Linked DNA regions of Homo sapiens: regions 1 and 3 are each linked to region 2. Evidence: chromatin contacts called from ENCODE Hi-C or POLR2A ChIA-PET data. All regions are on one chromosome and are shown on one strand. Each heading gives the region's core, a stretch centred on a gene start or an enhancer-like site at or near the end of the contact. The rest is flanking DNA. Distances are from core to core; before and after follow the strand shown. Region 1 holds the start of PGPEP1 (pyroglutamyl-peptidase I). Region 2 has its middle 14 kb from the start of ARRDC2. Region 3 holds the start of LSM4 (LSM4 homolog, U6 small nuclear RNA and mRNA degradation associated).

What was found. A loop is a pair of places that touch in the nucleus more often than their neighbours do. ChIA-PET counts read pairs that join two places held with the same protein, here RNA polymerase II (POLR2A). Pooled maps may share reads with other maps.
Region 1: a pooled map shows a loop between it and region 2 (3-fold over the local background). The contact joins the promoter of PGPEP1 here to the enhancer-like site in region 2. A Hi-C loop is called at or near these places in 2 of 50 pooled maps. POLR2A ChIA-PET finds 5 or more read pairs at or near these places in 2 of 52 experiments (activated CD4-positive, alpha-beta T cell and activated T-cell).
Region 3: a loop to region 2 is called in a pooled map, with 5 times the contacts of the local background. The contact joins the promoter of LSM4 here to the enhancer-like site in region 2. A Hi-C loop is called at or near these places in 4 of 50 pooled maps. POLR2A ChIA-PET finds 5 or more read pairs at or near these places in 4 of 52 experiments (PC-9, activated CD4-positive, alpha-beta T cell, activated CD8-positive, alpha-beta memory T cell and 1 more).

Annotation. Positions count from the first base shown.
Region 1 is chr19:18,338,702-18,342,686 of GRCh38, forward strand. PGPEP1 (pyroglutamyl-peptidase I) reads left to right here and starts at 1,897. Exons shown (of 5, transcript NM_017712.4): 1 at 1,897-2,014. The coding sequence starts at 1,981. RefSeq lists a silencer at 1,746-1,935 and an enhancer at 1,767-2,454.
Region 2 is chr19:18,019,988-18,023,629 of GRCh38, forward strand. No RefSeq gene overlaps it. Among named protein-coding and RNA genes, the nearest start is that of ARRDC2, 14 kb to the left of the region's middle. RefSeq lists enhancers at 1,677-1,726, 2,201-2,750. Within about 2 kb of position 1,529, at least 36 of the 41 ENCODE cell types and tissues checked have a DNase peak (open chromatin) inside an H3K27ac peak, as active enhancers do; they include PC-9, where a contact is called at or near this core.
Region 3 is chr19:18,321,476-18,325,475 of GRCh38, forward strand. It overlaps LSM4 (LSM4 homolog, U6 small nuclear RNA and mRNA degradation associated), which reads right to left and starts at 1,601. Exons shown (of 5, transcript NM_012321.5): 1 at 1,543-1,601. The coding sequence starts at 1,545. LOC105372300 (a long non-coding RNA gene) reads left to right here. Exons shown (of 2, transcript XR_007067157.1): 2 at 259-522. RefSeq lists a silencer at 1,482-1,661 and enhancers at 1,722-1,941, 2,140-2,742.

The sequences.
Region 1 (3,985 bases), core at 647-3,146, 320 kb after region 2:
CCAGCCTGGGCAAAAGAACAAGATCCTGTCTAAAAAAAAAAAAAAAAAAAAAATTCGTGACCCAAGTCCAAGGTCCAGTCCTGTTTCTGAAGATGTGGCCAGAAACTCAGCTTTCATTTTCTACCTGTTTTTAGAGGAATTCTGGTCTCTGATGAATGTTGGCAGAATGTGCCTGGGGATGTGCTGGGTGTTGAGACGCAGCTCTAACAGAACAACGCTTCCTCCTCTAGAAGTTCTCATCTCTATGTCGGAGGAAACGGGAAGCCAACCAGAGAGGCTGTGACCATACTAAATGATTTCTGCTTAATAATACCTGGGGAGGGGGCCGGAGGCAGTGGTTCACGCCTGTAATCCCAGCACTTTGGGAGCTGAAAAGGGTGGATCACCTGAAGTCAGGAGTTCGAGACCAGCCTGGCCAACATGGTGAACCTCCCTCTCTACTAAAAATACAAAATTAGCTGGGTATGGCGGCACTCGCCTGTAATCCCAGCTACTTGGGAGGCTGAGGTGGGAGAATTGCTTGAACCCGGGAGGCAGAGGTTGCAGTGAGCCAAGATCACACCACTGCACTCCAGCCTGGGTGACAAGAGTGAAACTACGTCTCAAATAAATAAATACATATATAATTTCTGCTTAATAATACCTGGGGGACTAAATAATCTGTACAACAAACCCCATGACACGAGTTTATCTATATAACAAACCTGCACATGTACCCCAAAACTTAAAAGCTAAAAAAAATTAAAAATGATTTCTGGCCAGGTGTGCTGGTTTACACCTGTAATCCCAGCACTTTTGGGAGGCCAAGGTGTGCGGATTGCTTGAGCTCGGGAGTTCGAGACCAGCCTGTGCAACACTATGAAACCCCCATCTCTACAAAAATACAAAAATTAGCTGGGTGTGGTGCCACACACCTGTAGTCCCAGCTACTCAGGAGGCTGAGATGTGAGGATCAGTTGAGCCCTGGAGGTCAAAGTTACAGAGCTATGATTTTGCCACTGCACTCCAGCCTGGGTAACAGAGTGAGACCCTGTCTCCAAAAAAAAGAGAGAGAAAGGAAATTATTTCTGAGCTTTATTGCTATGAAGAGGATGGAACCAGGGAATGAGATGGAACCACTGGGGGGTAGCAGTGAGGTCATTTCAGCCAAGGAGGGCCAGAAGGAACCCTCAGAGGAGGTAATAGGATAGCAGGGAGGTGATAGCCAGAGAAGGCCACAAGGAGAAAGTGACAGTTCACCCCTCGGAGGAGGTGACAGCCAGGACAGGAGGAGGGCCCCTGGGAGGAGGCGACATTGGAACACTGGAGCTGAGGCCTGAAGGAGGCCAGCTTCGCAGGTACCTGCGGGGTGTGTTCCGGCAGAGGGAACAGCAGGTACAATCGCCCTCCCCCATTAGCCTCCTAGGACCATGGGGGCCTGCAGAGAAACTTCTGGCACCACACAAATATGGTTGTCGTGTTTTTCCTTTTTTACTCTGTCCTCCCCCACCCCCGCCAACTTCCTGGCCTGAATGCTGCTCCTGTGACCCCTTGAGGCGAGTGACCTCGGGGAAGTGGCATTCTGTGCCTCAGTTTCCTTATCTGGAAAACGGGCCTTGCTCGCGGGGACTTCCCTCCCTAATTCTGCGCAGTATGCATGCATAGGGCAGGCCCTCAATGAACCCTTGCAGAATAAAGGACCGGCTCATCCCCAGCACCTGGCTCAGTGCGTGCAAGCGGCTACACACTACGGCATAAGATGTTCCCATTTTGCAGACGGGGAAACGGAGGCTGGGGAATACCGGGCCTAGCCGACGGGGGCGGGGCGCAGGGCGCGCACGCTGCGTCTCGGGCCCGGGGGCGCGCACGCCGAGCGGCTGACCGGGGGCGAGGCCGGGGGCTTGACAGGGGCGTGGCCTCGCGCGGCCGAGAGGCTGCAGCGGCAGCAGCTGTCGCGCCAGTCGCAACAGAAGCAGGTCCGAGGCACAGCCCGATCCCGCCATGGAGCAGCCGAGGAAGGCGGTGGTAGTGACGGGTACGCTGGCTGATGGGGGCTGTAGCGGCAGCGGCCGGGGGCAGAGGCGGGGGCGGCTCCGGGACTGCGGGGCCGAGAGGGGCAGGTGCTGGAAGTCCTCTCAGATTTGGAAGGTGTCATCACCCGCGGGAGCCCCGCGCAGCCCAGGCTTCCTGGAAAGTGGAGGAGGAGGAGCCTTGGGGGTCCCAGGGTCGGGAGTCAGGGCAGTCGGGCGCGGGGCTTGGGGGGCCGGGCAAAAGCCCGGCGCTGCGCAGGCCCCCCTGGCGTCCTTTCCTCCCAAGGTGGGGATGGTGACCCTCCTGGCACCTGCCTCCTCTGTCTGGCCTGCGGGCTGGACTGGACCCTTCCTCCCTGCCCCTTCCGAGGTCCAGCCTGTCCCCACACCGCTCCCCCAACCCCTGGCCCCAGGGGACAAAGGCCGATTTGCGGGCAGGAAGTGTCCCAGTGACAAATGAACCTCCCAGTCACTGCTCGCCGCGCCCTGCGCTCCTGGGGGGCTACTCTCCCAAGGCAGGGGCAGGTGGGGGTCCGGGGACCTCGGGCTCTCCCAGCTGTCCCAGGGACTGTCTTCAGCGGAAACCTTTTTGTGTTTTGTGCCAGGGCTGTTTGTTGGTGAGTCAGGGCCCCTGCTGTCACCGACTCCCCCCCACCCCCAAACCAACTGTTTCTCCTCCCTGAGACTCCGCCTCGGGGCCACGTGGGGCGCCAACTTCCGCTGGGGCCTCAGAGTCAAGGAGTGGGGGGGTCATTTTGACCTGCTGTCTGGAGGGGTCAGAGTGGGAAATCCAGCAAAGGTGCACACAGGTGTTTTGTGGCTGTTGAAGGGAGATTGAGGCTGATCCAGGAGATTCAGGGAAGAAGGAAGAAACAAGGCACCTGCTTAACAGGTGTGTATAATTGGGAGGAGGGTCACTGCCCCCATCCCTTCCAGCCTTCCTTTATCTGGTTATTTATTCCAGCACTTTTTGCATGAGCTGATTACATCTTTACTGTCTCCATTTTGCAGAAAGGGAAACTGAGGCTCACAGAGGTCATCCAGTTTGTAAGGGGCTGAGCTGAGACTCAAACTTTGGCTGTACAGAAGGATAGAGTTAGGAGGTCCCCTCCTGAGCCACAGCCCCTACCTGCTATCCCAGGCTACAGCATCTCTGCATAGCATTCATATCCTGTGGGATCACTGGCCCAGATGGACCGTATTTTTTTTTTTTTGAGACGGAGTTTTGCTCTTGTTGCCCAAGCTGGAGCACAACGGCGCGATCTCGGCTCACTGCAACCTTCGCCTCCTGGGTTCAAGCGATTCTCCTGCCTCAGCCTCCTGAGTAGCTGGAATTACGGGCACGCATCACCCCATCTGGTTAATTTTTTGTATTTTTAGTAGAAACGGGGTTTCACCATGTTGGCCAGGCTGGTCTCAAACTTCTGACCTCAGGTGATCCGCCCGCCTTGGCCTCCCAAAGTGCTGGAATTACAGGCATGAGCCACCGCACCCAGCCCCAGATCTGGATTTGAATCCCAGCTTTTTCACCTTCTTGCTGTGTGACCTTGGGCAGCTAGCTTCACCTCTCTGTGCCTCAGTCCCTGCTCCTGGAAACTGGGCCTAGGAAACACCCTTGCCTGAAAGGGGATGTGGCCAGGCTTAATGCCAGGAAGATCACTTAGCACAGCCTTGGGCGACTGTCGTGTTTTGGAAAGGGGGCCTGGAGTTTGAGCTAGCAGGGAGGAGGGTGACAAGGTGAAATCTAGACAGCCTGGAGGGCTCATTCCTCATTTGGTGCCGATTCAGGGCATTTTGGGACAGTGACACAATAATTGTAGGTTGAGTCAAGGGGACCAGAGGAAGTGAAGACAGGATCAGGACCTTTTCGGAGGCAGAAGATACCTCTGGCCCCTGGCTGAGCATGAGGGGCAGGTGGAGGTGAAGACAGGAAGGGACTCATTGACTTCAGAGCGGACAGGTGCAGGACGGCGGCT
Region 2 (3,642 bases), core at 279-2,778:
TTGCACTTGCTCCCAAGACCTCCTAGAGTCAGACGTGTCCCCCATGCAGAGTCAAATGCTAGGTCTCTATCTCTCAGTGTCTCTGTCTGTTTCATTCTGACTCTCACCATCTTTTCTTTCCCATCTCTGTCTCTCTCTCAATATCTGTCTTGCTTACTGTCTCTGTCTCTGTCTCTCAGTCTTATTGCCTCTGTACTTCTGTCTCTTTCTCCCTGTCTCTGTCTCCCTCTGCCTCTGATTCTCTCACTATCTCTCTTGGCTACCATCTCTCTGTCTCTTTGGGTCCCTGACTCTCTCACCATCTCTGCCTCCTGCCCTGGCCCGGCCAGCTGGGGGACAAGGGGTGACAAGCAGTCAGGGCGCCCGCTGCTTGTTTTCCCACCCACGCTGGCAGGGAGCCCAGCCCAGCCGGGCCACTGTTCAGGAATCCTCCAGCCTCCCCGCTCCAGCCACCAGGCGCGGCCACCGCCAGCCTCTCCTCCCAGCACATTCTGTCCCAAGCAAAGAGCGCCAGAGATGGGGTGGGGGTGGGGGTGGGAGGGGGACGCATTCCTGCTGAGCTCCAGTTACAGGACAGCTTGTCCTGGTGGCCCCACCAGCACAACCTCCTGATGGCTCCCCATCCTGCTGTGGGGTTAGACCTTCCTGAATGAAGCCAAAGCCCCTCTGCCAGTTCGTGCCCACCTCAGGGCCTTTGCACCAGCCATACCTTCCACCTGGCACTCTGTCTCCCTAGATCTCCCCAAGACCTCCTCCGCCTGCACATCTGAGACCTCACATCACCTTCTCAGCAAGTCCCCTCTGTCCCTAGGCCCGGGCACCCCAAATTCCCCTCCTGCTGCCCCAGTGCATTTAATTTCCTGGTCCTCCCCATGTCCCTGGGGTTACATATTCACTTGTTTGTTGATGTGGTGTCTATTACACCAGGTCCCCACTGTGTCCCAGCACCCTGAACACACAGTAGGTGGCTTAGTGAAGGTTTTTACAATTGACATCTATTCCTCCCAAAGCTCAGCCCGCCCAGGCTCATCCATGTGGATCCACAGTTCTGACCACCCCACCTCTGCCTCACCCTGCCTCCGCCACCCCTGCACCCTAATGCAGCAGGATTTCCCAAGCCCCCCTGCCTTGGCCCAGGGAGTTATCTCCACCAGATCCACCTTTCTGAGCGAGGAGCTGGGTGCATTGAGGGGCAGGGGCGGCTGGAGTTCAGATGCACCTTTTGAGCGAGGGGCTGGGCCTCTCTGTCGCTGGGCTCCAGGCACAGGGCAGTCATGATGTACACACACACGTGCAAACACACACGCACACACATAAGCCTGTCAGCAACATAGAAACACCAGCCAGTGAACTCGGGCACAAGCAGCCGGGCACAGAGTGTTCACCAGGTGCTCACATGTGGAGTACCCCAACTCCTAGGAGGATGCGGTTATGGCCTGGATCCTACAGGTGGGGCCCAGACATGGGCTTTGAACCCACGCCAGGGTATGCACAAACCTATCCAAACACACGCGTGTCTGCCCTAGCTTCCCTCACCCGGGAGTCACCCCCCCACCCCCCACCTTGTTTTTGATGTTCAGGAAAGTCCCCAGAAAGCACTGGGCCCGGGCAAGGGGCCAGGAGGAAATGGTGACTCAGCCGGTGGCCATCAGTGCCTGCCACGCTGGGCTGGGTGGACTGCGCGGCCCGATCTGGGAGGATCCACAGAAAACAACAATAAAAGATGAGGGCGTGGGTGCGGGGTAAAAAGGACTCAGCCCAAGAATGATCAGAGAGGGGATGGATCCCCCTGTGCTCCAACACTTCAACCCTGCTGGGCCTGATTGACAAGTGGGGAAACTGAGACACAGGGAACAAGTGACTTCGCCAAGGCCCACCAGCCAAGATGGTACAGGCAAGGGGATCCCTAAGTCCTTAACACAGGGGTCTGGAGGAATGTCTACCTGCCCTGCCCTTTTTTTTTTTTTTTTTTTTGGAGACAGGGTCTCACTCTGTCCGTCAGGCTGGAATGCAGTGGCATGATCTCAGCTGACTGCAATCTCCGCCTCCTGCCTCAGCCTCCCAAGTAGCTGGGATTACCGGCGCCTGTCCCTATGCCCAGGTAATTTTTGTATTTTTAGTAGAGATGGGGTTTCACCATGTTGGCCAGGCTGGTCTCAAACTCCTGACCTCAGGTGATCTGCCCACCTCGGCCTGCCAAAGTGCTGGGATTACAGGCGTGAGCCACAGTGCCCGGCTCCCTGCCCCACTTTCTGAGACCCAGATCCACTTCCTGGTTTCCTGTGTGGTCATGTGACCACACTTGGCCAATTGGAGCCTTTTGTTATCACAGGCACAGGGATTGGGTCAGGGCTGGGCACGTGATCCTGCCTGAGCCAATCATGCTACGAGTTTGGAGACTCCCTGGAAGAAGGCCTAGAAGTAAGGAAAACCATCTTGGACGCATGATGATGGCAGTGGATCAGAGTCCCAAGGACACTGGTGAAGATCAGAGCAGGACTCACACAACCTCAGATCCCTGTGGAGTCAGGGTGGAACCAGAGGGAAGGCTGAAGGCTGGAGGGTCCTGAGAGGCCTTGCAGAAAGAGAGGACATTGGAGCTGGGGCTTTGATGGATGAAGAGGAACTAGGGAAAGGCATTTCAAGCAGAGGGAACAGCCTGTGCAACCACAGCAGGCAGGTGGGAGCTAGGCGTGTCCTCAGCCACCCCAGTGGCCCCATGGGGCTGGAGCATAGAGAGGCATCTGCAAATGTGTTTATTTGTTTATTGAGACGGAGTTTTGCTCTTGTTGCCCAGGCTGGAGTGCAGTGGCGCAATCTTGGCTCACTGCAACCTCCGCCTCCCGGGTTCAAGCGATTCTCCTGTCTCAGTCTCCTGAGTAGCTGGGATTACAGGCGCACGCCACCACGCCCACCTAATTTTTTGTATTTTTAGTAGAGACGGGGTTTCACCATGTTGGCCAAGCTGATCTTGAACTCCTGACCTCAGGTGATCCACCCGCCTTGGCCTCCCAAAGTGCTGGGATTACAGGCGTGAGCCACTGCGCGTGACTATTTATTTATTTTTTTAGATGGAGTCTCACTCTATTGCCCAGGCTAGAGTGCAGTGGCACGATCTTGGCTCACTGCATCCTCCGCCTCCCAGGTTCAAGTGATTCTTCTGCCTCAGCCTCCTGAGTAGCTGGGATTAAAGGTGCCTGCCACCACGCCCGGCTAATTTTTGTATTTTAATAGAGACGGGGTTTCACCATGTTGGCCACGCTGGTCTTGAACTCCTGACCTCAAGTGAGCTGCCCGCCTCAGCCTCCCAAAGTGCTGGGATTACAGACGTGAGCCACCGTGCCCGGTTTAAATGTGTTTATTTGTCTCTGTGCTCAATTCTCCCACCTACAAGCCCCCTAAGGGCAGGACCGGGTTTGCTTTGTTGGTGGCCAGCAGTTGTCCATTAATGTTTGTGATACAGGTGAACCAGGCCACGTGAAGCCTTGAACCGGGGCTGAGAGCCAGCGCTTTCTTTTGGGGACACAAAACAGGCAGGATGGGCAGGGGGTGGTGAATAGAAAAGATTGGGTACATAAGGCAGAAGAGCCTGGGGCTTTATAGGGGTGGCCCCTGAAGCCTGTGACCCAGGAGGGACCAGGC
Region 3 (4,000 bases), core at 351-2,850, 300 kb after region 2:
CCAAACTAACCTTGGGAAGGGATTTAGTTTATAGTTTGACTCTGGAACAAAATTGGTAATAGCCCTTTCCCGAAAAGACCCTCTTCTTGCCTGGGGACCAGTCTGCCTTTGTAGGACTAACAAATAAGCTACAAGATTAGAAATTACCATTTAGGTAACTTCAGCCTCTGGCTGCAAGAGTCTGAAACTCCCCAAATTGCTCCTTGGGATAACATCACTATTATAAAATCTAAGATCAGTGCTTGAGATATTTTGCAGACCCCGTACTTGACGGATCAGCTGACACTACCCAGACCAGTAATCTGGCTCAACCAGTCCTGCGATCCCACCCAGGAACAGAAGACAGCAAGAAAACCTCACTTCAACACTCCCGTCGATGACTCCATCGACCTCAGGAAGCTCCAACCAATCAGCACTCCCCACTTCCTGAGCCCCTACCCGCCAAATTATCTTTCAAAACTCGGATCCCCTAATGCTCAGCGGAGACTGATTTGAGCAATAATAAAACTCTGGTCTCCTGCATAGCTGGCTCTGTGTGAAATACTCTTTCTCCACTGCAATTCCCCTGTCTTGATAAATCTGTCTAGGAAGACAGGCAAGGTGAACCCATTGGGTGGTTACACACTGACCAGCCGGATTTAGGGAGAGTTCTCACTAATCCACAGTTCTGATGCAGCCACCCCTGGGGGACCCTCCTGGTTACTGAATCTCCCACTGTCTCACAGAGTCTGGAAGTCACATCCCCAACAAGGGCCTTGGTTTCTCTCATTGAAAAAAGAAGGACCAGAAGCTGATGGGCCAGGAAACTCCCAGCTCTGAATTCCTTTTCCGATCTGCACAGTGGGGGACACGGGCACTTTCTAGCCCAGATCCAGAACTTCCAGAATCATAAACAATGGGCCCTGCAGAGACCTGGGCCGCAATTTTTCCTTCTTTGTATTGGGAGGATGTACTTTGTCCACCCCTAGCTCAAAACGCCCCCTTCCGCTGGAATGACATGCTATGTGACCCAAGGAGAAACACCACACCCCAGCACCAGGCCTGCTTTTCAGCCAGAAACCAAGAGGCCTAGGAGGCTGTGCTGCTAGCATCTTGCAAGCTCTGAAATTCCTAAAACTAAGTTTCACAACTCAGACTGGCCCCCTACTTCCCAGCACTCTAGTTTTCAATCAGGGAGGTCAGACTGGGCCCGAAGCGTAAGGGACCCCTTCCCTGCCCAAAAACTCTCTGCTGCATTTGGCGGATCCCCACCTTTTTTTTTTTTACTTCAGTTTCCCCACCTGCAAACTGGGAAAACTAACTAAGGCGAGGCCACTGTACTGTGGATACAAGTCCGTGCAACCCTAAATCCCAGACACGAACGTGATAGAGCCACCTGCAGTCTCCGGCCTCAGTTTCCCAGCCTCGTGCCGGGGGGCGGGACTCGAGGCTCGGACCTTACGTTCGCCCCGCGCCAACCAAGCCCACAGCGCCCGCCCGCAGGGATCCCAACGACTGCTGTTCCCGCCTCCCGGTGAGACCCCGCAGTTGCCCTGCCCTCACCATGGTGCCGGCGGGGACCGGGCTCGCCGGCCACTTCCGCCGCCGCCGCTGCACACGCTCCCGGCGGTCGTCGCCGCGCCGCGCGCCACTAAGCTGAAAGAAAGTGGCAGAGACGCAAGCCAGTCAGCACCGGGCTCGAAGGGCGGTCAACCAATCCACGCGGAGTAGGGCGGGGCCCGCTGGGCGAAAGGGCGGGGCGGGCCGTGTTCCCGCCGGAGGAACGAGGACGAGAGCCGTAAAGTGCCGCGGCTTGTAATGCAAAAGGAGGCGGAGCAACGCGCGCCGGCGCGGGGTGCATTGTGAGGAAATGCGTGCGCAGGTGAAACCTTCGTCGGTCTCCTGGGCTCCACGCTGTGGGCAAAGCCAGTTAATGCCTTTCGTTTGCAGTAGAGAGAGAGAAATCGAGGCTTCGTGGTGATTGGGCCGTGCCTGATGTTGCCCTTCCGACTCCTAGTTTTCTGATTCTGTAATTATCCAGGGAACATCATTTAATAGGTTGGAATCCTGACCACGACCCTCGGGGCCTCAGTTTGCTCCCTGTAAATAGTAGTGTCTGCTCCAAAACGTTGCTTACTGTAAGGATGAAATGAATGAAACCATGTAAAAGCACTTAAAACAGCGTCTGGCACATATTAAGTACTTATTACCTACTCTGTGCCTGTTTCTGCTCACAGAATGAACAAAACACAAAATTCGTGGCCCTCAGGGAGACAGACAGTAAACAAAGTAAATAGGCGAATGCTATTAGTTTTCTGGGGCCTGCTGTAACAAATGCCCACACACTGCGAGGTTTAAAACAACAGAACGTGATTTTCTCACAATTCAAGAGATCAGAATAATGAAGTGAGGTTGTCAGCACAGTTGGCTCCCTCTGGAGGCTCTGAGGACAATCTGTGTGTCCTATGCCTCTCTCCTGGGTTCTGGTGGCTGCTGGGAATCCTTGGAGTTCTTGGCTTGTAGATGCAGCCTTCCGCGTTCTGCCTTTGTCGTCACTTGGCCTTCTCTGTGTGTCTCTGAGTCTCAAATGTATCTCTCCTTTTTTTTTTCTTTTTTTTTTTTGTAGTAGAGACAGGGTCTCCCTATGTTGTCCAGGCTGGTCTCGAACTCCTGGGGTCAAGCAATCCTCCCTCCTCTGCCTCCCAAAGTGCTGGGATTACAGGCGTGAGCCACCGAGCCCGGCCGCTCCTTTTTCTTGTAAAGGACACTCCTTTCTCTTATTAAGTCCACCATAAATTTCAGGATAATGTCATCTCAAGATCCTTAATTACATCTGCGAAGACCCTGTTCTTTTTTTTTTGAGATGGAGTCTCATTCTATCACCCAGGCTGCAGTGCAGTGGTGCGATCTCAGCTCACTGCAACCCCTCCCTCCTGGGTTCAAGGGATTCTTCTGCCTCAGCCACCCGAGTGGCTAGGATTACAGGCACATGCCACAATGCCCAGCTAATTTTTGTATTTTTAGCAGAGACGGGGTTTTGCCATGTTGGCCAGGAGGTGGCCTCGAACTCCTGACCTCAGGTGATCCTTCCACCTTGGCCTCCCAAAGTGCTGGGATTACAGGCATGAGTCACCACGCCCAGCCTCGTTTTTAAATGACTGATGCTATTTATTGACATTATTCATAATATCAAAAGACTGAAAAAAACCCAATGCGACCAAATAATAGAGTAATACAGCTATAAAAAGGAATGAAGACAATCTTCATATACTGACATTGAATGGTGTCTGGATATCTTAAGTGAAAAAAACCAAGGTAGAGAACAGTTTTTACAATATGTCCTCTTTTGTGTGCAAAAAGAGAAATACATGCATGTGTATGTGTATATATATTTGCATGTGTGTGTGTATATATATATATATATATATTTTTTTTTTTTAACCACACCAAGCACGTGAACCAAATTTGCTTATATTTTTAATAAGAAACATAAAGGCCAGGCTCAGTGGCTCATGCCTGTAATTGCAGCACTTTGGGAGGCCGCGGTGGGCAGATCACCTGAGGTCAGGAGTTTGAGACCAGCCTGGCCAATATGGTGAAACCCCATCTCTACTAAAAATACAAAAAAATTATCTGGGCATGGTGGCGGGCACCTGTAATCCCAGCTACTCTGGGGGCTGAGGCAGGAGAATTGCTTGACCCCGGGAGGTAGAGGTTGCAGTGAGCCGAGAACGTGCCACTGCACTGCAGCCTGGGCGACAGAGTGAGACTCTGTCTCAAAAAAAAAAAAAAAAAGAAACGTAAAAAGTACGAACCAGGCCAGGAGCGGTGGCCCATGCCTGTAATCCCAGCACTCTGAGAGGCTGAGGTGGCTGGACCACTTGAGCCCAGGAGTTCCAGACCAGCCTGGGAAATACAGCAGCAAAACCCTGAATCTACAAAAAATGCAAACAAGTAGCCAAGTGTGGTGACTGTGCATGAAGTCTCAGCTACTCAGGAGGCTGAGCAGGGAGAACTGCTT